Regions from separate parts of the Homo sapiens genome. Here region 1 is linked to region 2. A link is a contact called in ENCODE Hi-C or POLR2A ChIA-PET data. All regions are on one chromosome and are shown on one strand. Each heading gives the region's core, a stretch centred on a gene start or an enhancer-like site at or near the end of the contact. The rest is flanking DNA. Distances are from core to core; before and after follow the strand shown.

Region 1 (5,617 bases), core at 3,088-5,587, 260 kb after region 2:
GCACATGGCTAAACACACAAGTCAATCAACAAATGTTGAGTGAATTAAATTTTTCCAAATTTGAAGCAACTTTCCTCCCTTCACCCCCATCCAACACAAATTCATTAACTTGAACTGTGTGGGTTTTGTTGTGTGTGTTTGTTCCCTCCATTAGATTTATGACTTGATGAAAAGGACCTTACTGATGGCGGAAATTGGCCAGGACAACACATGTGGAAAACACAGGCCAGGCCAAATGGACAAGCAGTGGTTCTGCTGTAGCGGGAACTGAAGAATGAGACTGACTAGGAGGCCCCCAGAATCTTCTCAACATGAAAGCTGGGACAGTGGGATGCCAGTGTGAGGTGACAGCCAAGGACGACAGCAGAAAGCCTGAAAAAGAAGTTCCTTGAGTCTGCCTCCCATAACTACACAAGCCCTGGCAGTGTGGTCTGGACAGGACTGCTGAGCTGACAATTCTCCACGTAGGTTTCTGCTTCCTGTCAGGGGGCAGGCACTTCTGGGTTCTCACTTGTTCTCTCCCAGGAAAGCAGCTAGAATTACTTTTGCCTTTCCACCTCAATGCCATCTCCACAAGCCCAGTCCACGTGCTGTTGGGGCCCCATCAGAGGTGCCTGGCTCTGCCCCTCTGGCTGTGAGACTCAAGTGCTAGATCTCTTTAAAAAAAGGGTTCACATCCCAGCTGGGGGAAACCATCCCTGTCCACTTAGGACACTTGCATTTGGACTTGATCAGCTCCAGAGAAGGCACAGCATTGTCTTTGGAGCCAAAGGATTCAGATGTAAAAGTCAGAACTTTATCCTATAAAGTGTGGAATTGTAGTTTAAAAAGAAAAAAAAAGTCAAACTCCCTTCTATAACTAAGTGAACAGTTGGCAAAGATTGTCTTTTTCGGTTGTGTGAGCATTGCTCTTAAGTGATGACTAATCATGCTCAAAAATGTATATTAAATAGAAAATAAACTCACCATATAAAATACTAATTCAAAAATTCTCTTCATGTTGTTTGCAGATTGTAGCAGTTCTGTTCAATATACTCATCAAAAACAATGACAAAATCATTACACGGGTGAAAAATCTGACATGACTTAGCCTAAGCAGATATCGCTTTACTCTTAAAATACTTTACTTCATCACCTATTATAATATTTTTACATTAGGTACAAAATATTTCTAATTTTAGAATCAGTGTCTGAAAGTTAATCACTACCTCCATAGACATTAACTAATTATATTTTATGGAAAAATACTGAAATCTCCTTTGTGCTAATAATTACAATATCTTAAATTCAAATAACGTATTTGTTTCAAAATGCTGAGAATCCGGCCTGGAGAAACACTACGCCAACACAGTGGAGATTCTAAACACAACGCACTGGAAAATGAGGACATAAATATATTGCAATTATATTAGATTTCCTGCCCACTGATTATTCCTTGGGACCCCAAATTTCAGTTAATATTTATAGGAATTCCCCTAGACCTCTGAAAGGACAGTTGTGCAGAAGCTGGTGATTAAATAACCATTGCAGGAGATTGCACAGTATTTAGACAGAAGTGAGCAGGTAGCTTTCTCTGAATCTACAGAAGAATAAGCTAGTGGCATTTTGAATGCAGGGAAACATCTGCTCATTTTTCATTGTGGCCTAACCCTGAACCACCTCATAGATGTTTCAAGTGAAATGTAAAACAAGGGTTTCCATTCACTTACATGTAACTCAAAGTTAAGGGCTGTTCAGTTTCCAAGAACCTTCCAGGGTGTTTCATGTGTCTTTTCATACCACTCTTTTCAGTTCTTTGAAACCGAATGGCTCTTACCAACAATGGTACACAGAATCTAAACACTAGGTGGCTTTTGTTTGGCAAGAAGTTCAAGACATCTGGCCTTACTGACCTCACGAGTTTATGCTCTCACTATTCTCAATCAATGATCATGTGAAGACTGGAGCGTCTGGGATCCTAGGGTTAGGAGATGAGGGATACAGCCAAGGACAAGAAATCCAAGGTGCATGTCCCAGTTTTGCATGACCATTGAACTGGGCCCAACCCCATCAGATTATGATACCAGTCATGTGTGTTGGGTATGGTCACACTCAATAGCAGCATGAAAGAAATACTAAGAGTGAGTAATATGCCTTATACCTGAGAAATGCTTTACAGTTTGCCAAGACTCTTCACATACACTATTCCAAAATATCCTCTAAACATAAAACTGGAGGGGCCTGGAAAGGTATCACAAGGTCCCCATTTCACAGATGAGGAAATCAAGGCCCTGGGAGATCAAGAGCTTGACCTAAAGTCACAAGGCCAAGAGGGACCAGCTGGGGCTAGAAGCCAGTCTTCTAACTCTTAAAGTTCAGGGTCTTTCTCTCTATTCCACTGCAAACAGAAATGGATCAGATATCCAGGAAAACTAACATTTTTCAGAGCTGAGAAAAAAAAAATGGGACTTTTCCTTTCTTATTTTGAAAGATTTTAGGAGTGATTAAAAACTTAAAACTATTCCAAGAAACCCAGGGTTTCATACAGCTAGCCCCGTAAGAACATAATTAAGAGCCATTTACAGAATCAACTATAATCTTTTCTTTTCCTGGCACTCAGGCAACTGAGGCTTCCTTCCATATGAAGCAAATGAGTTAAGTGAAAACCTGGCTTCCTTCTCTGTCCAACCCTGACTCAACCTAATGGGTAACTTTGCATATAACAGAAGTTTAATTTGTTACATAAAGGCTTACTGAAATATATTTTTTAAAGTAAAAGTAAACCAAGAATAAACCTTCTGGTCCACATGGAGAGGATAAAAGAACAGTTCTCCAAACTGAAAGATAGGATTCTAAAGACAAAGAAAAAAGAGAGAGAGGGGCGTGCATTGTTGATAACTTGTTGATCAAAATCCATAGGTTCTGATTTCACATACGCCATTAGTGTAGACACACTGGATAAGTCACTTACTCAATTCACTTTGAAAAGAGGTCTGTTCATAGGTGGTGTCTATATCCCTCATAGAGTTTTACATTTTTTATTTGGCAATTTTCAAACATACATAAAAGTAGAGAGAAACTCTACTCAAAATTTATCAATACTACCCGTTTTTATTTCATCTTCCACACACATGCACACCCATACACACACGCAGAAGAATTATACACCTAATCCCAGAAAACAAGTCATTTCACCCACAAATATTTCATTGTCACAAGGATATTTTTTAGATAAAGGGAGATCATAGAGTTAAAGTTCAATAAGAGGCAAATAAACTCAAGGAAAAAGAAAAAAAGCCTTCAAGTTACTTTCTCTCATGCTTAAATCTAGGTCTATATTTCATGCATTGGCCCACTTGAACCACAGAACTTCTTTCAAAGCAACACTGTCATGATCTGGAAAGTGCCAATGTTGGATCACAGAGATGATTTCAAATCAAGATGGTAAGCCAGTTCCAGGGACTTCCATTTCCTACAAGCAGAAGGCTGCAGTGATATTTCCTCTTAATGGTCAACATCCTCATGAACTTACAACTGTAACTAAAGTGTACAAAACAAATAAAAAGGCTCGGAGTTCTGGCCAGCACAGAAGGGCAGTGTGAAAGGTAATATCATTGCCAAACTGCCGACAACAAGTCCCAGTTTAGGAGATAAGGTGCCTTTACCCCTTCAGACCAACACAAATAGAGAAATGGCTGCAGCCACACTGACGGCTCTGCTTCTGAAGTTGATGACCCCTGGAGGGTGGTCACTGGTCTACAAGAGGATTCTCCTGATAAAAAAGCTAATGATCTCAGAAGAATGTGCAAAGGAATCTCAAAGAAAGACAGTCTCTATTGCCCTCTCTCATTCATATAAAGGCAGGGTTGAAGTAGAGTAGAAGGGAGTGGTAAGTGATTCCTGTGATAGGCACTAGAAACCGGGCAGGCAGGACTTCCAGCTTAGGGAGGTACTATAATCCACAAAGCTTCTGGCTAAGGTTAATGCAAAGAAGGGAGGGAAGTGTCCCTCCTCAGCCCCTCGGCTGTATTTTCATAAACCCAATGATGTGACAACACAATGGGGGACACGCAGGACTCTTGGCTCCAGCAAGAGTGAAGCAATAAATGACTCAGTGCCCATGCTGAGGCCACCCATCCCAACCAAACCGTCTATTATTGTCCCAAACAACAGGACACTATGAGACCTGGAAGAGACTCATATGAGTTAGGAAACATACAACTGGGTTTCTGAACTTCTTTTAATACCTAACCCTTTCGAAGTCACCAGCCAGTAAAAACCACTGCAAAGAAGGGAGAAGAAGCTGCAGAGAAAATCCCCAATTCACCCTCCAGTGACCTGACTGACCAAAAATGCAAGCCAGTCTCAAGTTACAGTATCTCGGTTTGCTGCCAATGCACACAGTCACTAGGGAAAGCACGCTCTTTGGGTACAATGTGCCAACTCAGAGGAGATGCCTCTCCCCAGAGGGAAGCTGCCCTAAGACAAAAGAGATGGTCTCCTGCAAGGCAGCTCCAAATTGCATGGAGAAGCTGGTTTCAGGTCCTGCAGCCAGGCCTGAGAAAGAAGCCTGTAGAGAGGGCTCAGCACACTGAACATCTGTAGGAAGTGACCTCAGACTTCTCCCTCTTCCCTTCATCCACCTCCTGCCCCATCCCCCAAAAGGAGTTTTAACACATTATTACCACTGAAGTCCTGAGGATTTGGTGACTCACCAGGCTCACACATGGTTCCAATGAGCCCTTGACCATTACATGGTAGGGAAGCAGGAAAAACAAATGAAAGCAGTTGTAATTCGGCAGCGCCGGAGTTCAGACCTGCCAGACAAAAGGGATTGCAGGCATGTTCCCAAATTCGTTCAGGCACCTGACATGCACAAGCTATTTTTAATCACTGGATTTATTTCTTTCCTACCTCCTCCACCATCCTCCACCTCAGCAAATGTTTCGAAGTCAGAGCAAAACCCAAATCAATTCCAGGTGTTCAGGGAAACCCAGAGAGGCTCTTCCGTTCCAGGATCCCAGCCAGAAAGCAGAACTGCCCCCTTGGTCCTGTAGCTAAATTTTCTCGCTCATTCCTTAGACTAGTTCAAATCTCCCACCCTAAACATTGGGCAAATGGCCTAAAATAGGAAATACATGAATGAATGTGTCCTGCTGGAAAGGCTTTTAAATATGTGTTTTTCTCTAGCAGCCTGGCAAGTGAAGGTACATAAACCAGGTCTCAAAGCCCCTCAGATGAAGCTCGCTTTCATTCTCTAGGATGCTCTACCCACCATGCTGTGAGGATTAAGTGGACTATGTGTGACAATGCCAAAGCTTAAGACATAGTAGGTGCTCAACAAATCATTGGCTACTTGATTATACTGAAAAGCATCTTATAAAATATAAAGACTTAAAAAAAAAGATTTTATTTCCCAATGCTTACAGAAACATCAAGAAGGAATCTGGCAATTTCTCCAGGTACAAATAAGCGACTGAGAAAATAAGAAAAACAAACGCAAAAATCAGATTCTGAGATATAAATGGAAATTGACATCCCCTGAAACTGGCATTTTTTTCTAACAGAATAGACTAATTTCTTACCTATTCTGCATCCTCCAATCTGCTAACGGGAAATACTTTTTGCAGCAATAAGC
Region 2 (5,590 bases), core at 2,381-4,880:
CACCTGGGCCAGCAGCTGCTGTGCTCAAGTTCTCGCCGGGCCTTAGCTGCCTTCCCACGGGGCAGGTCTCGGGACCTGCAGCCCACCATGCCTGAGACTCCCCCGACTCCGTGGGCTCCTGTGCGGCCGGAGCCTCTCCAATGAGCGCCGCCCCGTGCTCCACGCGCCCAGTCCCATCCACCACCCAAGGGCTGAAGAGTGAGAGCGCATGGCGCGGGACTGGCAGGCAGCTCCACCTGCAGCCCATTGCGGGATCCACTGGGTGAAGACAGCTGGGCTCCTGAGTCTGGTGGGGCCGTGGAGAACCTTTATGTCTACTAGCTCAGGGATTGTAAATACACCAATCAGCACCCTATGTCTAGCTCAAGGTTTGTAAACAAACCAATCAGCACCCTGTGTCTCAGGGTTTGTGAATGCACCAGTCGGCACTCTGTGTCTAGCTACTCTGGTGGGGCCTTGGAGAACCTTTATGTCTAGCTCAGGGATTGTGGATACACCAATCAGCACTCTGTATCTAGCTCAAGGTTTGTAAACACACCAATCAGCACCCTGTGTCTAGCTCAGGGTTTGTGAATGCACCAATCGACACTCTGTATCTAGCTGCTCTGGTGGGGCCTTGGAGAATCTTTGTGTGGACACTCTGTATCTAACTAATCTAGTGGGGACGTGGAGAACCTTTATGTCTAGCTCAGGGATTGTAAACGCACCAATCAGCACCCTGTCAAAACAGACCACTCGGCGTTACCAATCAGCAGGATGTGGGTGGGGCCAGATAAGAGAATAAAAGCAGGCTGCCCGAGCTAGCAGTGGCAACTCGCTCGGGTCCCCTTCCACACTGTGGAAGCTTTGTTGTTTCGCTCTTTGCAATAAATCCTGCTACTGCTCACTCTTTGGGTCCACCCTGCTTTTATGAGCTGTAACACTCACCATGAAGATCTGCAGCTTCACTCCTGAGCCAGCGAGACTACGAACCCACCAGAAGGAAGAAATTCCAAACACATCCGAACATCAGAAGGAACAAACTCCCGACGTGCCACCTTAAGAGCTGTAACACTCACCGCGAGGGTCCCCGGCTTCATTCTTGAAGTCAGTGAGACCAAGAACCCACCAATTCCGGACACAATATGACTTTAAAGATCACTAAATTAAATAGAATGTGTTCTTAAATATCTTTCATGAAATGTAAGCTCAGTAAATGATAAAAGGGATCATGAACTGTGTGGTCATCCTATCCCACAGTAACTATTAATGTATATAAATGATGCCCAGATTTAACAGGACAGGATAAAAGTAATACCACAAACACTAAGAAATAAATGTTAATATCAGACTGTTACCTTGTTAATAGTGGGGAAGTGTCACATGTTTCAGAGACATCCTAGTTATTTACATCCAGAAGAGGTTTCACCAGGCACATTATATAGAAGAGCCCACCAAGAAACAGTGAGCTGAAGAGACCTTGCATAGCCAGCTAACACCAGAGACAAAGATCATGTGAGAAACTAGAAGCCAGTTGTGAAAGGGGCACCATCAGCATCACTGGTCCTTGCATTTATAAAGAGGCAATTTAGTTTTTTAATTAGATCAGGTTTTCTGACTAATGAAATAATATCTCTGTACAAACATATACATACACACATGCAGATACCCAATACACAGAAAAAAAAAGAGTTAATTGAAGAATAGGAAAGGAATTTAAGATCACTCAAATCGAGATCTTCAAAATTCAAGTATACATATTTCACTCATAACAGAAACAGGAAGCTGTGAATAAGGAACAGTCATAAAACAAGGAAGATGTCTTTGAAATCAAGATTATAATTGCCATCTACATACAGTTGCTTGCTCTATGTCTCTTTCTCTTTCTCTTTCTTTCTCTCTCTCACTCTGAAACTTCCAAATGTCTTCTATTAACAGGACACTTAATTCCAGGTGATGTATGTATCAAATTAGAATTCTAGCCCTTCTATATAGTCTCAGGTTGTCTGTCATCTCTCCCTGAATGTTTCTGAGTCCCCCACCTGCAGTTCCCTGTGGCTTTTTCAGTGAGAATGTGCCACTCAGCTTTTCTAATGGGGTCTTCTGGTGGCCCTGAGTGATGAGATCACTAAGGAAATACTTTAGTGTTGAGAGACTCGTCCTGGGCCCAAACAAAGCCCACCTTCTGATGTCAGAAGGGGCACTTAGAAGTGAATCAGCACTCTGTCCTATCAGGCTTTCTATTTATGAAGAACAAGAGGTGAATAGCACTGTCCTTGCTGTGCACACTCATATTCCTCTGAAGCCCCTTTGATACAATAACTCAGCTGGTTCTGTCTTCCTCTCAGAGCATGGAATCTCTCCTGCCAATGGGGGGACTGTGTGGTTTGAAAAAGCTCCTGTAGGTGGTTCTGATTCAGAACACCCCACCCATCCAGCACTGGATTGAGAACTAGGGGTCAAAAGGCACACTGAACGGTAGACGTGAGGCTTCCTACGTCTCCTATTTCACAGACTTTATGGAAAAGCAGGTTTGGAAATGAATGAACCCAGGATGAAAATTTAAGTCTCTATAAAATATTTTTCATCTACAAAGAAACAACTTTTTCCTCTACCAAAGTTATTTCAGATACATGTGTCTTCATTATGGTCATCTGGGTATTTGTAAGGAATACCACATCCCTTGCATTTCAGGTGTGTTGTGAATTAAAGATTACATTATTTTCCTTTTATCCTTATCATCTCCAAACCTCCTACACAACAATTGCAAAAGAAGTAATACTGCAAACTCTCAAGTCTGTTGTGAGGATTAATTTACTTAGATTACATAAGATATTTAAAACAATAAAAGGTGCTTAATGTATAAAACCTATTATCATAGTTAACTTTTCTTTTAGTCTTATGGCTACATTGTGTAGTAAATATTGTATAATCTGCATTGCATAGTCATACAAAAATGTCATCTTCACAGTACATTTCTAATAACCTGGAAAGCATTCTGTCATTTTCTTAATATTGGCATGATTCTTGGGTTTGGTTAAAAGGGATTAGAAGAGATTCATTCTCCCCATCTCTACTAAAAATACAAAAAAATTAGCCGGGCCTGGTGGCGGGCGCCTGTAGTCCCAGCTACTTGGGAGGCTGAGGCAGGAGAATGGCGTGAACCTGAGAGGCGGAGCTTGCAGTGAGCCGAGATCACGCCACTGCACTCCAGCCTGGGCGACAGAGCAAGACTCTGTCTCAAAAGAAAAAAAAAAAAAAGAAGAAGAAGAAGAGATTCATTCTGTGTTTGGTCTCTTTTCTCCCCTGTTTGAATTTGTCACAGCCCTTTCCCTATACTGAATCTGATTGCTAGGAAACAGTCCGTTGTGAAATATGTCTCAATGTTACACTTATTTGCAATATATTCAGCTTTACTCCATGCTCTGGCATTGTTCTAATGAGATCAATGTATTGCCAAACTGAGTCACTGGTTCCTTCCCTTCTTCCAAAGAAAACAACGGCAATTCCAAGGAATTCTTTTCTTTGTTAGTTTTTAGCCTCCTATTTCATTTCTATTATAAATAGCATCAATTATCTGATGTGTAGCTGACAGAGAAGTTTGCCTCCCATGAATCATTTCATTCAGCTGATTCGGCAAAACATTTGACCATGAACGTGCATGCGTGTGTGTGTGCACAGACTCCAGTGCCTGAGTTTTCGTATAAACTAGATAAAGTCCATTTGTCTCCAGATTAATGATAAACAAGATTAAGAACACAGTTTCTAAGTTTTGTTTCATTTGGGCCTTCTCGAGCTGCATTTAGCCGATACTAAGTTATAATGACCTTTGGAAAGTTCACAAGTTTCCAGGGGTCCAGGATAGTAATTAGCTCTTAATTGTAAAAACAAGTGCTGCTGAAGAACATAAGGTCATAGGAAAATCAGGAATCAGGACTTTGTACAGAAAAAAAAAAGTGAATAAAATAATGTTTATTCATTTATGAATCACTCAGTCATGATTTTCTTTTTATAATATCATCGAAAGAAATAAAATGCCTTGTGTTTAAATTTTCACTATGCTTGTATTTCAGCCTCATCAAGAGATACTACCCCTGATCTTTTCATTTCACTTTCCTCGGGTCTGCCTAAACTCAGTGTCTCTCCTAGAAAACCACCCAACTCATGAAAAACTGTTTGTAAGAAAATGTTCTCAACACAAAGAAATAATAAAGGTTTGAGATGATAAATATGCTAATTACCCTGATCTGATCACTATACATGATATGTATGAAAACATCACTATGTACCTTGTAAAATTATTATACGTCAATTAAAAAAAGGGAAAATGTGTTGTGCTTAATTATAATAAGAAAATTTAAACAGATTGATGAGAATTCAAAGTTTTCACTGATGTGAATATTAGTTAACAGGAAAAAAGAACTCATAAAAACTGTTCCATACTTGTTTTACCCCAAAATGTTAATCCATGCTGTTATAGATACCCTGTGAGACACACAAATGCTTTTCCAACTCATTGATTTCAAATCAAAGGGCAAAATATACATTAGTAATGATGATATGCCAAAACGCTCCTTAATGTGAACATCAGTATTTACGTTTTAATGTCAGTTACAAAGATCCCTGGGCGGGCGCGGTGGCTCACACCTGTAATTCCAGCACTTTCGAAGGCCGAGGCTGGTGGATCATGAGGTCAGGAGATCGAGACCATCCTGGCTAACACAGTGAAACCCCGTCTCTACTAAAAATACAAAAAATTAGCCGGGCTTGGTCGTGGGTGCCTGTAGTCTCAGCTACTTGGGAGGCTGAGACAGGAGAATGGTGTGAACCCGGGAGGCGGAGCTTGCAGTGAGCTGAGACAGCGCCACTGCACTCCAGCCTGGGCAACAGAGCGAGACTCCGTCTCAAAAAAAAAAAAAAAAAAAAAAAAAAAAAAATCCCTAAGCAGAGATTTGGGATCCTTTATATTCATGAATCTTTAATTCAGGAGTTCAAGATACCACAAACCGGCCGAGTGTGGTGGCTCATGCCGGTAATCCCAGCACTTTGGAAGGCCAATGCAGGTGGATCACTAGAGCCCTGGAGTTAGCCTGGGCAACATGGGGAAACCCCCCGTCCCTACAAAAAACTACAAAAGTTAGCCAGGCGTGATGGCATACGCCTGTAGTCCCGGCTACTCAGGAGGCTGGGAGGACGGCTTGAGTCCAGAAGGTGGAGGTTATAGTAAGCCGTGAACATGCCACTGCACTCCAGCACGTGCAACAGAGCAAGACCCTCTCCTCTTCCTCTCTCACAAAAAAAAAAAAAGAAATCACAGAACTATATTACTGCATATTTGTTTGTGTACAATTTACTTTTAATGTGACAACTTCTAGTTTCCCAATAAACTGAAATCCTACACTGAAAAAATAAATCCAGTAACTCACAATTATGTGTTTTGGCTGGCCAAGCATGTTTATCATTTTAAAATAAAATACAGTGTTGCAAAAACAGTTGTAGTAGCTTGGCAATTGTGTTTCAGTACTGTAATGCATGGGTATCAGAAGAGATTGGGCAGATTTCAGCACATTAAGTTACATTTTATTATAGTTCATTACATTTAAGAAAAAAT

Evidence for each region. A loop is a pair of places that touch in the nucleus more often than their neighbours do. ChIA-PET counts read pairs that join two places held with the same protein, here RNA polymerase II (POLR2A). Pooled maps may share reads with other maps.
Region 1: a pooled map shows a loop between it and region 2 (2.0-fold over the local background). The contact joins two enhancer-like sites. A Hi-C loop is called at or near these places in 6 of 50 pooled maps. POLR2A ChIA-PET finds 5 or more read pairs at or near these places in 2 of 52 experiments (activated CD4-positive, alpha-beta T cell and activated T-cell).

Annotation. Positions count from the first base shown.
Region 1 is chr11:128,492,879-128,498,495 of GRCh38, forward strand. All of the region lies in intron 3 of ETS1 (ETS proto-oncogene 1, transcription factor), which reads right to left. Among named protein-coding and RNA genes, the nearest start is that of MIR6090, 27 kb to the right of the region's middle. RefSeq lists an enhancer at 1-763. Within about 2 kb of position 4,338, at least 26 of the 41 ENCODE cell types and tissues checked have a DNase peak (open chromatin) inside an H3K27ac peak, as active enhancers do.
Region 2 is chr11:128,237,226-128,242,815 of GRCh38, forward strand. It overlaps LINC02098 (long intergenic non-protein coding RNA 2098), which reads left to right. Exons shown (of 4, transcript NR_146647.1): 4 at 4,053-4,216. Among named protein-coding and RNA genes, the nearest start is that of LINC02098, 31 kb to the left of the region's middle. Within about 2 kb of position 3,631, at least 2 of the 41 ENCODE cell types and tissues checked have a DNase peak (open chromatin) inside an H3K27ac peak, as active enhancers do.